2 separate regions of the Homo sapiens genome follow, and region 2 is linked to region 1. A link is a loop called in an ENCODE intact Hi-C map of the cell type or tissue named here. Cell type or tissue: PC-3. All regions are shown on one strand. Links, peaks and the distances in the headings refer to the core of each region. The heading gives the core; the rest is flanking DNA.

What was found. A loop is a pair of places that touch in the nucleus more often than their neighbours do. Peaks named below come from ENCODE experiments on the same cell type or tissue, not always from the same donor. Only the 100,000 strongest peaks of a DNase experiment are listed, where the experiment ranks them.
Region 2: a loop joins it to region 1, with 4 times the contacts of the local background. A loop is called at or near these places in 2 of 110 quality-filtered maps.

The regions. Positions count from the first base shown.
Region 1 is chr7:124,760,585-124,770,618 of GRCh38, forward strand. It overlaps GPR37 (G protein-coupled receptor 37), which reads right to left and starts at 5,208. Exons shown (of 2, transcript NM_005302.5): 1 at 3,370-5,208. The coding sequence starts at 4,392. RefSeq lists a silencer at 5,220-5,349. In PC-3, for the core only: a CTCF peak has its summit at 5,396; a DNase peak (open chromatin) is centred at 5,387; H3K4me3 peaks cover 3,519 bases; H3K27ac peaks cover 1,090 bases.
Region 2 is chr7:124,687,056-124,697,089 of GRCh38, forward strand. No RefSeq gene overlaps it. Among named protein-coding and RNA genes, the nearest start is that of GPR37, 74 kb to the right of the region's middle. In PC-3, for the core only: no CTCF peak of the experiment used is centred there; DNase peaks (open chromatin) are centred at 2,096 and 4,006; H3K27ac peaks cover 947 bases.

The DNA.
Region 1 (10,034 bases), core at 2,449-7,448:
ACGGGTTTTTATTTTTTCCTGTCTAGTGGATTAAAAAAAGAAAAAATTTTTCAGATGCCAAGGAGCGGAAAGGAAAAGAAAACACTCACTGGATAAAGCTTGTGCTTCATACAGGTTGGTCTAATCAGCAAATATAAACATGAAGCATTGAGACCAAGGGTCTGGTGGCTACTGACCAGGTATATATGTTTAGGATAGTCTCTGAGCTTCAAATTTCATCTTTAAAATGAGGGAGTTGGATTAGAACATTATCTATGTCTGATTTAACATGATTGTTCAAAAGCTACTGTAAGCTGGGCGTGGTGGCTCACGCCTGTAATCCCAGAACTTTGGGACGCAGAGGTGGGCAGATCACAAGGTCAGGAGATCAAGACCATCCTGGCCAACATGGTGAAAGCCCATCTCTACTAAAAATACAAAAAAAATTAGCCGGGTGTGGTGACACGCACCCGTAGTCCCAGTTACTTGGGAGGCTGAGGCAGAATAGCTTGAACCCCTGAAGCAGAGGTTGCAGTGAGCTGAGATCGTGCCACTGCACTCCAGCCTGGTGACAGAGCAAGACTCCGTCTCAAAAAAAAAAAAAAAAAAAAAGCTACTGTAGTGGATGCTGTGGTTTTCCACCCAGACAGCTCCCTCCAAAGTCCTTCAAGAATGAAGCACTGATTCCTCCAGCTGCTGGGGCTATTGGTTGACAGTGCTTAGCTGCATCCCTCTCTAGGAATTGCCCTTGACCAAAGAGATCCACCCAACTCAAGGTTATACCCCATCCTGGGAGCAGGCTTGCATCCAATGTCTTACATCTAATGACTGGTCCATAAAGAGATGTAAAGGCTGAGCCCTCTTGCCTCAATTTGGGATATGGCTGCATGGCCATCCCAGCCCTAAAGCTCCTAATGGTGTCAGCTGAGGTCTCTGTGGCAATTGCATCACAGTTCAACTTCTCCCTTTGCCCGCCCAATCCTGCTTTCTTCTTTCCTTAATAGGTTGAACCTGAGAGCACAACCCAATAAACTTGATGCCCCAATAAATCTACATCTCAGGGCCTGTTTTTGCAGGAACCCAACGTAGGAGAAACCCTAAATACCTCTTACTTTTGTGAAAACATCAGTGCCTCCTGGAGACACACTTTTATTTTGAGATTTGGACTGTAGTTCTTGTTCTCAGTAATCAGGAATTATGAAGCCAGCAATATTGTCCAATAATTATTTTTATAAACCATTCTAAAATTATTTCAGAGTAATAAGGATTAGGTAGAAATATAGAAATGCTACATATTAAGATGTTCATTCACTATTTTAACAGTAAAAATGTATATTATACTGTAATTTTAAAAAATAAATGAGTGAATTTTTTAAGCCTTTGATTCTCTAAGAAAAATAAATGCTAGCACTAATAACTGAAAAATAGAGAAAGCTACTAGGATGGGGAAAAGTTAAGCAAAAATACAGAAAGTAAAAGATTTTACTAATAATAAGAGGCAAAAAACAAAGCACTCTTAAGGAGGAGCTGATTAAATTAAAAAGTGAAATACAAATGAAAGAAAGTATTACATTTGTACAAACTCAGAATTACGGAAAAAGAAAATTAAAATAAGTACATAATAAATGCCATTGCTCAAAATGCTTATATCTCATTAAATTAACCAAAGTTTTTATAATCTTTCCTGAATTTGATATTCTTTTCTTTTAAGGTGTTCTTTCAAGAACTTTGGTGTTTTTATTTTTCTTTCCCCAATTTCCTTTTTCTGTCCTATTGTTTTTCCCTCTAGTGTATACAGATTTCTACATGTCCAGTACATTTCCAGTGAGATAAGCCAATACACTTCTCTGTCATTGAGGTACCTCTCTTGTCCGCTTTATACTTTTGTCTCTTTCTTGCATAAGTCAATTTCTTCTGATAAAAAAAAAAAAAGAAAAAAAGAAATTTGAAACTGACCTTGAAGAGGCAGTTTGGTAAATAGACACATATTCTCTAACATGAGTTCAACTGGCTCCTTCACAATTCAAAAATGAATTGTCTACCAAACAAAGTAGATGTTTCAGAGATACGCCAAGCTTGGCAACAGGAGAAATCATGGACGCTGCTAAAGCAGCAACAGCTGATTTCATAGTCATGGAATGATCCTGCACCTGATCCCTGTCAAGATAACAGAGGGTCTTATTTACTGTCTCCAGCTTTGGTCCGTCTAAGTAGGTACTGTTTTCTGTTTACTTATCCCCCAGCTTTAGGCCTGGAACAATGTTGAACATAGTGTCACAGGCCCTGGTGCCAGACAGGATCAGGGGCTGCGGAATATTTACAGTTTCCCTTCTTCTGCTTCCATAAATGAAATGGACAGTCTGAATGGAGAAAATCAAGGGCCAGCTGGCTAAAAACACAACTGGCAGCAAAACAGTTGGGCCCCTTCCAAGAGCTGGTGTTTAAAGAGAGGCCATTTAAAGAGCAAAGTCCACCTACCACAATAGTGGGCCAGGACACTAGCTGTAGGATGAAACAATGCAATTTCACTCAAAATGATTTTTGTTTCCAAAGTTTGGAAACTAGATGTGCCCCCTTCTTCCCAAGAAATTTTCTAGTCTTAGGGTCAATCCCTTAAAATAGCCAATCTTTCCACCCATAACAAATAACAAATGTATAACTTTGAGAATGTTAAACAAATTATGTGCCACGCTGGCCAAAGTCTTATTTTTGCTTAAGTTCACGCAAACACACAAAAATAAAATTAAGAAACCGAGATGGGAAAAGACAGGAACAAAAAATGACTTAAGAATTTAGATGGGATAGCATGGAAGACAGTCAGACACTTAAACTAATTTGAGAGGTTATTAATATATCATGAGGCCAACTGACAAACACAATTTTCTTTCTTTCTTTCTTTCAATAAAATGTTACTCCAACTTTGCTGTTTAAGAAAAAATGCAATAATCTTCTTGGGGGAAAACTCACATTGAAGCACTTGGTAACTAGTACACAAATGCTAATGTTTTTTTTTTTTTCCTTGTAGGCTCTGATGATGACAACCTTAGGCTGGCCATTTACTTAACCCTAAAATCTCTGACAAGTGCCAAATCAGAAATACGCATAACACCATATTCAGGGAGATAGATTTATACTCCAAACAATTCTGTATATTGTGAGATCATCCTTTTTTTACAGCCCAGGAGCAGATGAATTTGAAGGTGATTTCGCGAAGCTGCCTCTTTTTGTATATACATACATGCATAAATGATTGGAAAGAGAAATGAAAGAGGGCCCCAGATAAAAAGGAAAGGCGTTCAGCTAGATAGGTGCATCCAGCAGCAGTTCTCTGATGCTATAATCCCGAAAACAGATAAAGCCACTAGCTTGAGAGCCCCTGGAAGGCATTACCTCTATATAGGGCACGATCTTGCAGGAGAAGTCCTCCAGCAGCCACTTCTTGGTCAGCTCGTGGAAGATGACCAGCGGAAGGCAGAAGAAGATGATGAGAAAGTCCCAGAAGGCCAGGTTGGCCAAGAGGGAGTTGGAGATGCTCCGCATGTAGTAGTTGTGGCACACGATGCACATCACCGCCAGGTTGCCAATGATGCCGGTCCCGAAGATCACCACGGACAGACACATGACCGCGTAGGCTCCATAGGACTCCTGGGTCAGCGGGTAGAAGGGGTTCTTCAGTCTCACACGCCGGTTCGTGCTGTTTCCCCGGCGGGGACCCCCAGGCTCATGGATTCCTTCACCCAAGGATCCATTCTGGGCCAGCGCCCGGCCCGGGAGTGCAATTGTCCACCCTTCGTGCCCCGCCAGTCCATTGGCCGTCTTGGACAGGGGCTTGTGGTGGGAACCCTGGAGTTTCCCGGCTCTCCTTGGCCAGTAAAAAAGATCGCTGGCTCCGGGGACTGTCTTCACACTCTGCTCCTGGCTACGCCCGGAAATGCCAGCGCCTCTGGGACCCTTCTCTTCCTCCTCTGAGATCTGAAGGAAGAGCTGGAGGGCCGTGGGGTTCCCTCTCCCCAAAGTTTCAGAAGGCTCCTGACCCCGAGCACCTTTCCACCTCCAGGGGCCAGGTGGCCTGGTTGGAGGTCCCGGGGGTCCGGCTGCCGACGCCTCCGCCCCTCTGCCTGCAGCCGGGTCACGGCCCGGGGCCGCCGGCAGGTCCCAGGAGGGTCCCGCAAGAAACGCTGCCCCCTGCTCCTCCCTGGGTGCTCGGGCTCGCAGAACGTCTCTTGCAGAATTTCCCGGTCCCCAGGCGTCCCTGCCGCGGCGCTGGATCACTGTAGGTGCACAGCTCTCCCCCAGACAAGTTTCGTTTCTGGACGCAGGGGCGACCCCGAGGGCAGAAGAGGCAGACACCTTGAGCAGTAGCAGAAGCAGTAGCCGCGACATGCGGGCGAGAAGCGCGCCCGGGGCTCGCATGGCTTGGTGAGGGCACACCCGGCAGCCGCAGCTCCTGCTTAGTTAGGATCGACACCTGCTGCCGAAGTTGCTGCTGAGAGTTAGGCACATGTCACATACTCACCCCCGCCCGGGTAGCGGGGAACCGGAGATTAGGGTGATAGCGGAAGATCGGTCTTGGGGGTCACACACACGCCCCCTATAATCCTTCCTCCTTTGGCATCTTGTGCATTTCTCAGCCAAGTTGAGTCCCAGCAAGGTATGCCCTCCAAGGTTCCTAGAGGGAATAGGCTACTCCCGGTGGCTGACCTTGAAAAGTTGCAATCAACACCTGACTGTTGATTACTGTTGAGACTCGGGGGAGCCCAGACGAAGCCCCACACTCCTCACTGCCTTTGGGTGGGGGTGGTGGCCTTCTTGGTAACAGTTGCTCTGCCTATTTACATCCTTTCGACAGCGTTTGATCCAGTTGCAAGCCGAGGTCTCTAGAGGAAAAGAAAAACAAGTCCCCCTCCCCCAGACGACTCGCAGTCACAACCCCGCTCCCAGCTCGCTGGAAACACGTTGCAAACAGTCCGAAGCAGCGCTGATGCGCCGGCGAAACTCTTGCCCCACCTAACCCCAGCGACTTGCGAGCCTACTGCTGCCGAGGAGAAGCGGGATTCCAACCCCGCGGCCACTGCCAAAGTTGCTTCTCCTCCAGCTCAAAGTTGACGACGGGGCGAAGCAGGCTGCTGGACGGCGTGCCGCCGCAGAGAAGGAAATCGTGGGGAGAAGGGGGAGAAGAGGGCGCCGCTCGTCGGTGGACAGTGCCGCTAGCCGCGGGAGCTAGTCACTGCCACAGCGGGCTCAGCCCGGACGGGAAGGGTGGTGCCTGGAACCGCCGCGGGCCAGGCAGTGCGCGGCCGGGAAGGGGAGGTGGCCCGGCCTCGCCCCCGCGCTCCAGCCGCTGCGCGCGCCCGCGAAGCTCGACTCTCGGCTCGTTGCCTCCTCCCACTCCTTCGCCTCCTCCTCGGAGAGATACTGGTTTGTGGGGAGACGGGATCCCCTGGTGGTTCACCACTCACTAAACCCACACACGTTTCATTCAAGCCATTTGTAGCGGCTTCCACTCGGAGGAGCTGGGAGGGAACAAGGGCGGAGGCGCGGAGCCTGCGCGGCTCGAGGCTAGGGATGGGCGGGACAGGTTAATTCCCCAGCTGTCGAAACCAGCCTGACAGGTCCCCGAGCCCGGGCTAGGGGCGGGTGCGGGGCGGGAGTGGGGGGTGGGGGTGGGAACGGGAATATGAGAGCGGTCGGGGGAGGGAAGAGAGGAGGGTAGCAGGGGAGTGAGCAGCAGGGTCCCCTCCAATCTGTTGCGGCTGATGCGCATGCCCAGGTCTCAGCTCTGGGGGGCGAGGGGCGGGGCGGGGGAGGGGCGGACGGGGGTTGGGCCGCGGGGAGTAAGAAGGTGAAACCTCACCTCCTCAGGTATTCCCTAGAGATAGGAGAGAATGGGAGCTCAGAGGTGTCAGTCATAGAGAATTACCAGTTCCAGGATTGAGATGCAGAGCGAGAAAGCTCAGGATGCACCATTACCTTTAACACTGAGTTGGGAAGCATCCTACCATGGGTTACTTCGTACCACCCAGAGCATAGTGAGGTAGTTGTATTTGATGAAGTAGTGGGAAATGACTGGAGGCAGAAAATTACTCGAACAGCACTCCCAGCACGGCTGTCCATGCCTTTCCAACCTTTCTACTATATCCCACAACCCTGTCAAAACTGTCAGGGCATAGCTAATAAAATAGACAAATTAATGAAGAGAAAATGATAGAGGAAGAAATAAACACATTCTGAATTTTTTTTTTAAACAGAGTCTTGCTGTGTCGCCCAGGCTGGAGTGCAGTGGTGCGATCTCGACTCACTGCAACCTCCGCCTCCCCGGGTTCAAGCGATTCTCCTGCCTCAGCCTCCCAAGTAGCTGAGACTACAGGCACCCGCCACCATGCCCGGCTAATTTTTTTTGTATTTTTAGCAGAGACGGGGTTTCACTATGTTGGCCAGGCTGGTCTTGAGCTCCTGACCTCGTGATCCGCCCGCCTCGGCCTCCCAAAGCGCTGGCATTACAGGCGTGAGCCATCACACCCGGCCTGAATTTTTTTAAAGCAACACATCTAGAGAGGCAGGAGAAAACACAATGGAACATATGATACCAATTGTGGTAAATAGAATAATGCCCCCCCAAAAAAATGTCCGAATCCTAATTCCTAATACCTGTGAGTATGTTACCTTACAGAGCAAAAGGGATTTTGCCAATGCAATTCAGCTAAGACTCTTGAGATGGGGAGAGTATCGTGATTATCCAGGTGGGTACACTATAATCACAAGAGCCCTTACAAATGAGAGGCAGGAGGGTCAGAGTAAAAACAAACACAAGCCAAGTGATGTGGGCAATCTCTGGAAGCTAGAATGGGCATAAAAAAGGATCTACTAGCCCATTTGAGACTTCTGACCTCCATAACTGTAAGATAATGAATGTGTGTTGTTTTAAGCCACAAAATTTATGGTTATTTGTTGCAGTAGCAATAGTAAACTAATACACCATTAAATCTAAAAATGGAGACAACAGGAATAATTGTATAGAAAAACATAAACTACCAAAAATAGTTCAAGAAGAAAATTTTCAGAAACTGTAATCGAACTATAACATTAAAGAAATCAAATCATTCATCAAGATCTACCCAGAGGAAAGTGCTAGACCTTAGCATATCCTGCGGAATAAATATACATTTATACAAAATGTTTTAAAGCTACTCAGTTCATTTTGTGAAGGCAGAATAACCTTAATGTCAAAATCAGACAAAGCCAGAAATAGGAAAAAATATAAGCTAATAGCACACATTCATTTGTACATTAATTCATTCATTTATATACACTAACTCATTCTCTCAAATTCACTACTTCATTAAAGAAATATTCTGCTCAAGTTACTTAGGTCAGAGCAGTGAATAAAATAAAGTTCTGCTCTCACTGAATTTATATTTTCTTGTATACTCATAAAAAGGACAAACTAGGCTTATGTGTATCACCAAGACTGAATCTCAGAAACATAAATGTAAGGGAAAAACGTAGAACTTGATGTGTTAACTATATAATGCTACCATTTGTGTAGCTCTTAAAATGCACATAAAACAATTTGATAATCATACATGGTGTATCATATAAAATATGTGAATGGAATAAATACAGATCAACTTCAGAATATTAGTCACCTCAGGAAATAGAAGAATGGTCATGGGATGGAAGGAAGCTTCTACTCTAACTGTAGTATCTTGTTTCTTTAAAAAAAATTTAGAAGAGGGAAATCTGGATTAATAATGAAACAGGAAAAATAAGTTGCCAAAATGAAACAGTGATATAGCTTCCCTTCTCATCTCATTAGCTTAGAGTTTAAGTTACACATGTAAGATATGTTTCTATCCTTTTTACTCTAGACCACATAAATGTGTCACTAATCTCTATCACTACACAGAAAGGAATCAAAGCTAAACAGGGAAAAATCCCTTTACCTGCTCCCTTAGAAGCTCCATTGTAATTCACACATGCTTGGCCCAGAGTTGGGCATCATTCTTAAAGTGGTGGGCTATAGAACTCAGGTACCATGCTTGGAGAGTGGCTGGGGAAAGGCCTGAAGGAGGAGCTACCTGTGTTTGTCTGTGGTGGTATCTCATTCATGAGTGGTCCCTTCCTTAACCTGAACAATGATGCCTACCTACTTGGATGGTTGCCAAGTTCTGGTTCTCTAACTTATTCGGACCATGAATAAAACCAAAGAGCTCCAGCTACTCTATTGGAGCCCAGGTCAATATCAATTATTTATAAAATTGTGTTTCCAAAAATATCAATTATTTATATTTTTGGAAACACAATTTTCTCATCTGTATAATAAGGATACTAATACCTACTCTCAGCTCTGCTCACCCAAGTTGTTATGTGGATTAGGTAGATATGAAAAGACTACATAAAGTATAAAATATTTATTACTGTTGCTCTTGGTAGTTCAACTTTGTTTTTAGTGAAATTTAAATGCTGTCAAAAACACATAATCCTTGAAAAAGAATATGCTTGGTAAATAAAAGTGTAAAGTAATAGGTTTATAAGAAAATTTAGAATGCATTCCCTGCAAAAAGAAAAACACACATCTTCAAATATTTTTCCAAAGCTTAGCTCAGCTGTAACTATAAATTTTAAATGGAAATAGTCACATCTCATTCATTTGTGTAGATTCTACTTTAGAAATATAGATCAGAAAAGGAATTAGCTAATCATTGTCTGGTTTACATCTGAGGCCATTTATCTGTACAAAGAAAACTGATTTGAACATGGATTTTTTTTCCTGTGTCAGCATTTCACAAGGTTTATAATACATACTATTGATTTTTTTAATAAAAAAAGAACATGTAAATTATTACCTGCCTTGGCATTTTTATAAAATCTATTACACTTCATTTGGTGTTTGGTGTGCTGAAATAACACACATCACAGAATGAGAGAAATTACTATTTCAAGTTTTAAGATACATCGTTGAACAGAAGCTTTACCCAGCACACAATTCACTTATCAAATAATTTTCTTTCTTTTTTGCCTCAGATAATTCAAAAGGGTCATTTTTTCTGAAAGAAACTGTAACATACCACCAATAGATTATTATTTTCTGAAATTCAAAATTTGTCTGTTTTCCAAATAGTTTGTGGTTGCAGCCTTTCTGTCACTGAATTATTAATTGTTAGTTTGGAAGCCTCCATTGATCACCTTCATTAATCACCTCTCTCTTTTGCCATATATAAGAGCCAAATTATCATTAACGGGTGGGAAATGGCACTGCTTGGAATATAATATCAATATGGTTATGTCTACCTTAAAAATCAAATATCAAAATTAAAGTACTTAAAATTTAAAATAAAACAACAATAATCAAAATAGTCTTTTATTTATTCCAGACAAAAATGTAGACATTGGGCTACATAAAATATGTTTGAACCATACTTGGACCAGCACACTAATTGCATAGCCAAGTCCTTTGGGTTTTGTTGGATTCGGTTTGTTGTTGTTGTTGTTGTTGTTTGTAAAGAAACTTGAATGCAAAAGGGTGAAACTGAAGATGAATTAACACAAGCATAACCAAACATTCTCAACCTTTCATAATTCTTTATAGAAATAAATGCTTGTGAAATGCACCCCTACCTTTTGATCAACATCCTTTTTGAAGCAAAGATAATTTGGATACTTAGTTGGCCCTCAGCCAATAGCAATGTAGCAGGAGATCAGACCATCTCAGGCTTCAGCCTCTCATGACTTCTCAAATTGTGTATTTTCCCTAGCAAGCACATTAATTGTAAATCTTCCAAAAATCATAGTAAGCTGAACTTTTTAACAATTATCCAAAATAAATGTGATATAAAGATACATTTTATTGTATCTTTATAATACCAAAATAAATGTGATATAAAGATATACCAAAATAAATGTGATATAAAGATACATTTTACTTCCTTCTCCCAGAATTTGGGTACAAGCTGTATGCTATATCAATAAGATTCCTTCTGAGACTGTTTAAACCAAATCATCTTATTCTATATTGTTGCTCCATCTCTGACCAAGCATTATTATTTAAATTAGTT
Region 2 (10,034 bases), core at 1,769-6,768, 74 kb before region 1:
GGAAAGTTCTTTCCCTCATGTTTATCCTAGCTAGATTCTATCTACATTTCATATTTGTTAAAGTGGCTTGTTTTCAGAAAGACCTTCCCTGAAAATAGAAATTCTATCTCAAAATATCCTATTCTTAATGGCCAATGAACAGAAGAAAAGATGCTCAAGATTATTATTCATTAGGGAAATGCAAACCAAAACCACAATAAGATACCACTATATATCCACTAGCAGGGCTAAAATGAAAAAGACAGACAATAACTCTTAGTGAGGATGTGGAGATATTGGAATCCTCATACATTGCTGGTAAGATTGGAAATGGTCCAGCCACTGTAGAAAACAAACCTTTTGGAAGCTTTTCAAAATGATAAACAGAATTACCATTACCATACGACCCAAACTGCCTATCATGAACTGGGTGCTTTCTGACCCATCTAGCCATAAAATGGGTTGTGCACAGCTGCATTCCATCATTAAACAGAAGTGGTATGTATGAAATCAGGCTCAACAGGTCCTGAAGGCACAAGTAAGTTACATGAGGAAGTGGCTCAAATGCCCATGGTCTCCACTGCTGTCACCCTGCCTTCTCTCTCCCAGCCTGCACCAGTGGCCTCATGGGGAGTTCCCTATGGTCAGTTGACAGAGGAAGAGAAAACTAGGGCCTGGTTTACATATGGTTCTACACGATATACAGGCACCACTCAGAAGTGGACAGCTGCAGCACTATAGCCCCTTTCTAGGATATCCACCAAGGAAAGCAGTGAAGGGAAATCTTCCCAGAACTTTGAGCAGTGCACCTGGTTGTGTACTTTGCTTAGAATGAGAAATGGCTAGACGTACTATTATATCTGATTCATGGGCTGTAGCCAATGGTTTGCTGGGATGGTCAGGGACTTGGAAGAAGCGTGATTGGAAAATTGGTGACAAAGGAATTTGGGGAAGAGATATGTGGATGGACCTCTCTGAGTGGTAAAATACTGTGAAGATATTTGTGTCCTATGTGAATGTTCATCAAAGGGTGACCTCAGCAGTGGATTGTAATAATCAAGTGGATTGGATTATTCATTATATAGACTCCCTCAGCCTCTTTCCCCAGCCACCCCTGTCAACACCCAATGGATTCATGAACAAAATGACCATGGTGGCAGGGATGGAGGTTACGCATGGGCTCAGCAACATTAACTTCCACTCACCAAGGCTGACTTGGCCACAGATACCACTGAGTGCCTAATTTTCCAGCAACAGAGACCAACACTGACACCTTGATATGGCACTGTTCCTCGGCGTGATCAGCCAACTACTTGGTGGTAGACTGATTATATTGGACCTTTTTCATCATGAAAAGGGCAGATGCTTGTCCTCACCAGAATAGACATTTACTCCAGATATGGGTTTGCCTATCCTGCACATAATGCTTCTGCCAAGACTACCATCTGTGGACTCATGGAATGCCTCATCCACCATCATGGTATTCCACAAATCATTGCCTCTGACCAAGGCACTCACTTTACACTAAAGAAGTGAGGCAGTGGCCTTTTGAAGTCACAATTACAATGCCAACTAGGTGACAATACTTTGAGGCAAAGTTCTCCTCAAGTCTCTGTATGCTCTGAATCAGTGACCAATATATGGTACTGTTTCTCCCATAGCCAGGATTCACAAGTCCAGAAATCAAGAGGTGAAAGTGGAAGTGGTACCACTCACCATTACCCTTAGTGACCCGCTAGCAAACATTTTTCTTCCTGTTCCCACGACATTATGTTCTGCTGGCCTGGAGGTCTTAAGTCCAGAGGATGGAATGCTGCCACCAGAAGACACAACAATTCCATTAAACTGGAAGTTAAGATTGCCGCCTTTGGGCTCCTCCTACCTCTAAGTCAACAGGCTAAGAAGAGAGTCACATTGTTGGTAGGGGAAATTGACCCACACTATCAAGATGAAATCAGACTACTACTCCACAATGGAGGTAAGGAAGAGTATTCATGGAATACAGGAGATCCTTTAGGGCGTCTCTTAGTATTACCATGCCCTGTGATTAAGTTCAATGGGAAACTACACCAACCCAATCCAGGCAGGATGACAAATGGCCCAGAACTTTCAGGAATGAAGGTTTATTCACTCCACCATGTAAGAAACCACAACCAGCTGAAGTGCTTGCTGAAAGCAAAGGGAATTCAGAATGGGTAGTAGAAGAAGGTAGTCATCAATACAACACGAGACCAGCTGCAGAAATGAGGACTGTAATCATCATGAGTTTTCCCCCTTATTTTGTTAAGAACATTTTTGTGCATGTATACACTTGTACTAAAAAATATCTTCATTTTATTTCCTTTCGTTTTCCTTTATCATGTGACATAAGATTTACTGACTTTATATCAGCACTTAAGTGTTGTTAACTTTATGTAATAGTATTTAGATTAAGGATTAGTGTGCTTCCAGTTGTACGAAGGATAGCTGTATTATGTTAAGTATAATAATGGCCTTATTGTCTTTCTTTGGAGATTAAGTATGATTTCAAGAGATGTGTGTGGATTCAGTTGACAAGGAGTGGATTTGTGATGGTTAACATTAGGTGTCAACTTGATTGGATTGAAGGATGTCTACACAGCTGGTAAAGTATTATTTCTGGGTGTCTGTGAGGGTGTTGCCAGAAGAGATTAACATTTGAGTCAGTGGACTGGGAGAGGAAGACTCACCCTCAACGTGGGTGGCCACCATCCAACCAGCCACCACCATGGCTAAAACAAAGCAGGTGGAAGAAAGTGGGATAAGCCAACTTGCTGAGTCTTCTGGCTTTCTTCTTTCTCCTGCTCTGGATGCTTCGTGCCCTAGGACATCAGACTCCAGGTTCTTCACCCTTTGGACTCTGGGACTTAAACCAGTGGTTTGCTGGGGGCTCTTGGGTCTTCGGCCACAGACTAAAGGCTGCACTGTTGGTTTTCCTACTTTTGAGGCTTCTGAACTCAGATTGAGCTACTACTGGCTTCATTCTGCCTCAGCTTCAAGATGGCCATCATGGACTTCACTTTGTGATTGTGTGAGCCTATTCTCCTTACACCCTTTCATATGTACACATATCCTATTAGTTCTGTCCCTTTGGAGAACCCTACTAATACATTTTAGGTATATGCACAATTCAAATGAAGATGACATATGTATAAACTAAAAACATATACATAAATGTCCATAACAGCATTATTCATGAGAGCCAAAAAGTAATAACACAAGTGTCCATCAACTGATGAATGCATAAACAAAATATGGTTTTCCTATACAATGTAATATTATTCAGCAACAAAAAGGTATGAAGTACTAGTACTTGCTACAACATGGATGAACCTTGAAATCATTATACTCAGTGAGAAAAGCCAGTCAAAAAGGTAACATATAGTACCATCACAATTATATAAAATGTCCAGAATAGACAAATCTATGTATCTAGAGGTACAAGCTAGTTAGTGGTTGCCAGTGGCCTGGGGCAGGGGTGGGGTTGCGGGTGGGGGGATTAAGGATTGGAGAGTGACTGCCAATAAACACTGGAGTTTCTTTCTGGGATGTCAAAAATGTTACAAAATTCTGATGATATTTGTGTAACTCTGATTAGACTAAAAACACTGAATTGCCCCTTTTAAAAGGGTAAAGTTCATAGTTTGGGAATTATATCTCAATAAAGCTGCTATATTTTGGAAAGATTTTAAAAATACTCCATTCTCAGTAAATCTTCTATTTTTTTAATCTCAATAAAGCTCCTATGTTTTAAAAAAAGATTTTTAAAATACTTTATTCTCAATAAAGCTGCTATTTTTATCTCAATAGAACTATTTTTAAAAAGGATTTAAAAAATTTTAACAGCAATTGCAAAAGCACCAGGGTACACATGCCTTCATCCTGTTTCATGGTAGAAATTATCACAATTTATAATCATTGTAAAGTCTAAAAGGACATGACTAAGTCTGATTTTTTTTAATTGCTGTTTTTTATTGCTTGTGCCTCATGTCATGTCATGTATGTGGTCAACACTCAATATTTGCTGAAGAGATGAAAGAGTATGATTAGCATGTGTAAATGACAATGAGGATGACATTGAGAAAGCAGCCATCAGTTTATGCCTAAATGATTAAACTAAAGGCAACTTTGAAAATCAGCCCTCTTGACTGGGTGTGGTGGCTCATACCTATAATCCCAGTACTTTGGGAGGCCGAGGCAGACAGATCACCTGAGGTCAGGAGTTCAAGACCAGCCTGACCAACATGGCAAAACCCTGTCTCTATCAAAAATACAAAAATTAGCTGGGCGTGGTGGCGGGCAACTGTAGTCCCAGCTACTCAGCTACTCCCACTGAGGTGGGAGAATCGCTTAAACCGAGATCGCATCACTGCACTCAAGCCTGGGTGACGGAGTGAGACTCTCTCTCAAAAAAAAAAAAAAAAAAGGAAAAAGCAATTAGTTTTTCTAAGTCTTTTAAAATCAAATTAATTTCGGGTTATCTGACTTATAGAGCAACCAAGGTTATCCACAATGTTCATTTTTAAACTAGCTTCAGAGAAGCATAGAATGTCCTTTATGGTCACAGAGTAATTTGGAGCATCACCATCCCCATGACATTAATATGGAAGAGTACATGACAGCCTCAATCTTCTGGCAGAGCAGAACATTCAAATGATCGGGGTCTTTAAAATTCATCAAGGTATTTTTTTTATTCCACGTATTTACTCATTCAACATTCATTGCCCACACCCATTTTCCAGATGATAAAAATATAGAAATAAAAAGCATCATATCTTCCCTCAAGAAACCAACAATGTCATAGGAAAGATACAACAGTTTGAGATCAGTCTTGTAATAGTGTCCTGTTGGAGTGTAGAGGTAGATGCCTTAGTAGTTTTGTAATATCTGCAGGTAATTCCAACCAACCATAGTCTCCAATACCTTTCATTTGCAATTTATGACATTTCTTGAAGGTTTACTATGTGTCAAGAACTGTTCTGCTACTGGAGATACGGTAACAAAGGAAAATGACAACATTCCCTGCCTCATTGAGGTTACACTGCAGTGTGAAAAGCAAGTAAAAAATAAAATAAAATATATAACATTCCAGACATTGATAATGCTGAAGAGAAAATTAAGCAGGAGAGGCAAGTAGACAGAATGTGAATGCAAATTTAAAGGCTGGTCAGGGAAGACTTAATGAGATATTTGATCAAAGACCTGAAGAAAGTGAGCTCATAATCCTGGTGAACTCCCTGGAGAAACAGTACTTCAGGCAGGGGAAAGAGAGCAGCAAAGGCAAAAGCCTTGAGGTACAAGTGTCCTGAAATGTTCTGAAATGGTGTGGAGGCTCAGGTGAGAATGGTAAAGTGAGCAAGGGGGAAATTAGATGGAGAAATTGGCTAAAAAGGTAATGAAGAAGAATTAAGGAGGGAGACCCAATTTTATAGGCCTTTCTATGGGCTGACTTTTACTTTGAAGGAGACGGGAAGCACTGGAACATTTTAAACAGTGGGTAGCATGATCTACTTACTTTTTAACAGATCATATTGCTGTGCCAAAAATAATTGGGGTATGAGGCATAATGAGGGTTGAAGTAGGGAGGCATGTTGAAAGGCTATGGCAATGATCCCAGTGGGTTATAATCCTGCTGACTTTGGCTAGGGTGATAGCAATAGGGGTGATATAAAGTAATGAGGTTTTAGATACAATGTGAAGATGGAGCCAACAGATTTTCTAATTGAGTGGATGGGGAAGTCATTGGTGTCCTTACCAAGAGGAATTTGGATGGCATGGAAGTAGCAAACACCTTTTTATAGTGGGGTTAAGACAGATGAGGAAGAAAGGAATTGCACATAGATTATAGACAACATGTCTTAAATGTTTTGCTTTAAAGTGACAGTAGTTAGAGAGGAAGTGGGGTCAACAGACGATTGTTTTTATTTCAACAAGGAGAAACAACAGCAGTTTTATATTGATGTTAATTATAAAGCAGATAGTAGAAATTGATGAGAGAGGAAATGACAGCCAAGCAATACAGTAGGTGAGAGAGAATGGGAGCTAGTGTACAGCAGAAACAGTTGTTCAGTTAGGATCATGGACAATGAATTAATACTAATGAAGGGAAAAGACAGGATTGAGGCTGTGATGTAATAGGTGAGTAGATTGAGTGGTGTAGTTTTGGAAAGTTGTTTTTGGTCCTGTTAACTTATGGAATAGGAAGCAAGATTTTCAGTGGAGAGCAAGGATAACAATGGCACAGGCAGTGTTGGCCATGTGAGGAAGGAGGTGACAGTGAGAAGTAGTTGAAGACAAAGAACAAAAGTGAGAGAGAGAGAAAGAACTCAATGTTTAGGTGAAGGTGTGGGAATAAGTGACTGAGGTTGTGCAAAGAACATTATTGTTGGAGAGAAAGTCAAGGCCAGAATATCATGTATCCATACATTGACTTCAATCAATAAGAATCATAATAGTAAGCATATTGCAGAAAACAAAAGTTAGAAGCTGAAATTCCAAAGTTTTAGTGAACAGTTTGGTTTGAGTTTAAACCTCTGTTTTCATTTTTATTGAATACATGAACACAATTTCAAAAATGTTTATTTTTTCAAATTATTGCCTTATTTTCTTTCCTCTTTCTTTAAGCAATTAAGAATTTATGACTACCCTGTGATGAGTGGGTTATATGAAGTTTTTAAATTATAGGGAATGCCCCATAATGAATCCAAATTTGAAATAGTCACTCGATAATTTACACCTAGAAAGTAACAATTTACACTGGGTAGAAATGAAAAAAAATACCAATTTTGTTTATTTTATCCATACTTTCAGAGAAAATAAAGTTTTGAAAAGATATGGCTAGCAAATATGTGCAAACCTAAAATGTTACATGTATTGAGTTTAATAACTTTGATGAATGTCCAGCTAGCAAAGAAACTTAAGCAAAATACTTAAGAAACAGTCATAAGTGAAATCCATTACAAACCCAGCATTTCACATTGGGCCATCAATCATAAGCAAGATGCCAACTGTGAATTACATGAATATTTGGGTGTGAGAGGGCATCATCAATAATACCTAGTGTTAATAGAGAACCATCAGACCTATGCTCAGTTGCCCACTGGAAATAGTCATTGATCTGCTCTTATGGCATGAAAAAGACTTATGAATTCTGGACACTATTTTGAAGCAGGTCTCTACATGCTGCCTTTTCAAGCACCTACAAGATTAATAAAACTTCACCTACTTTTAGTTTCGTACGGTTTAGACCTTTCCAAATTGGATACTGGGGAAAGGATATATAAGATTAAAGAGGAATCTAAGTTGATACTAAAGTGCTGAGAACTAAACAGTGGAATAGGAATCCAACTAGTGTGAGCCATTATTTTGGTCCATTTTGCATTGGTATAACAAGATACCCGAGGCTGTGTAATTTATAAATGAGAGAGGTTTATTTGGCTTATGATTCTGGAGGCTGGGAAGTCCTATAAGCATGATTCTGGCATCCACTTGACTTCTGGTGAGGGCCTTATGCTGCATCACAACATGACAAGGAAACAAAAGGGAAAGCCAGTGTGTACAGAGTGTCGTGCAAGAGAGGCTAGGTTCATTTATAACAACCTGCTCTGTTGAAAACTAATTCATTCCAGAGAGAGAGAAAAAACTCACTCATTTCCATGAAAGGGCATTAATCAATCTGTTCATGGGGCAGTGCCTCATAATTCAAATACCTGTCACTAGGCCCCACCTCCCAGTACTGCCATATTGAAAATATAATTTCAACATGAGTTTTGTCAGGGGCAAACTAGATCCAAATCATAGCAACCATATCTCAAGTTGTAAGTCTGATCCCTAAAATGAAAAACACAAACTGAATACAGCAATATTTATTAACATTTGAAGACTCCAAGATATTTGAATTCTGACCAATTCAAATTTTAAGGGATCTTAGCTTAAGGCATGGGAAATTCCACATACCATAAAGTGTTTAGATTTAATCTTTAGTTTGTATATAGCAATGACTGTAGTAAGCATTTTCATTTGCTATTTCTTTTTATTTTATTTTATTTTATATTTTTTTGTGATGGAGTCTCGCTGTGACACCCAGGCTAGAGTGCTATTGCACTCACTCCAGTGAGTGCAGTGATTTCAGGTCACTGCAACCTCCACCTCCCAGGTGCAAGCGATTCTCCTACCTCAGCCTCCCGAGCTACTGGGATTACAGGCACCTGCCACCACATCCGGCTAATTTCTGTGTGTGAGTGCATTTTTTTTTTGAGACAGAGTCTCGCTCTGTTGCCCAGGCTGGAGTGCAGTAGTGCGATCTCTGCTCACTGCAAGCTCTGCCTTCCGGGTTCACACCATTCTCCTGCCTCAGCCTCCCAAGTAGCTGGGACTATATAGGTGCCCGCCGATACGCCTGGCTAATTTTTTGTATTTTTAGTAGAGACGGGGTTTCACCATGTTAGCCAGGATGGTCTTGATTTCCTGACTTCATGATCTGCCCGAGTCGGCCTCCCAAAGTGCTGGGATTACAGACGTGAGCCATCGCGCCCGGCCTTGTGTGTGTATTTTTAGTAGAGATGGGGTTTCACCGTATTGGCCAGGCTGGTCCTGAACTGCTGACCTCAAGTGATTTGCCTGCCTTGGCGTTTGCTATGAAAGAAAGAAAAGAAGAGAAGAGGAGAGGAGAGGAGAGGAGAGGAGAGGAGAGGAGAGGAGAAAAGAGAAAGGAAGGAAGGAAGGAAGGAAGGAAGGAAGGAAGGAAGGAAGGAAGGAAGGAAGGAAGGAAAGAGAAAAGAAAGAAAGAAGGAAAGAAAGAAAGGGAAAGAAAAAGAAGGAAGGAAGGAAGGGAAAGAAAGAGAGAAAGAGAGAGGGAGGGAGGAAGGAAGGAGAGAGGAAGGAAGGAATTTAATTTGCAAGGAGTATTTTAGAATGTGTATACACTAAGAGAACAAAAATAAATTCATCAAATTAGCAAAAATCAAGGTGATTTGAGGAAAAGGAGGAAGTTTGATGAACACTATAAATATGTGTGAATGCGTAGGGATAGGCATGGATTGATTCACAAACTTTGGAACACATAACCTATCATCCTTTATTTCTATCTGCATCATAGAGAAAACTTTGAAAGAAAACATCTGTTGGTCTAACAAAATCTCAGTAAGATTCTTGCAGTAAATAAACATGACCATTATGAAGAACACTTTTCCCCAGTTGTACAAGAGGAGACTGACATTATATTATGAATATTATATGATGTTATACATTTCTGATGAGACAGCTATTGACTCATGAAAGAAACAAGGACAAAAATGTATTCAAACCCAGAGAAAATCAGAGTTAAAAATGTGAAGTAGAACAAAGCTACTGGAGCAAGAATTCTGATATTTATGCTTAATATAGAGAATAAGGAAGGACTGAGTCAAGCAAGAAGAAACTGCTAGAGAATGGCTTTAGAAATTTGATGCTGGGCTGATGAAAAAGCTGATTCAGAATGCTCATCATGTATAATCCAGAGTGAGGAGAAACTAGTTCAGGTTTTTTGTTTATGATTTATCTGCTTTTCTTCAAAGCTGTGTTTGTAGATTTAGAGAGAACAGTGTTGTTTTACATTGGTTGTCACACTGGGACCAAGTTAGAAAAGGCCCTAGTTTTCTCCCTAGCAGCTAAGGGAAATATCTTTGTCAGACATATAACAAAATATGCAATGACCAAGAATTCGGAAATCTAGTTGGTCTTTGCAACAAAAGCACCAACCTAAACATTTGCCTGCCTATGCATATTTTGAAATCCAACATTTTTTCTCGTAAGTTTCTCCTTCTACTGAGGCCAACCATATGATCTTCTGAAAGCACTCCAGAAGGGCTGGTGAGAGGAGATTGAGAAAATACAAGGAAAACTGCTATTGCGCCGGCCCATTGTCCAATACTCCTGTGCTACCCCTCAAACTTTCCTGCTGTCTTCATTCCAGATACATGGGGTAATTGCACTTCCTTGCCTCCTTAAGGTAAGGAATGATGACGTGATTTTCTTTAGAAAATAGAATGTTAGTGGAG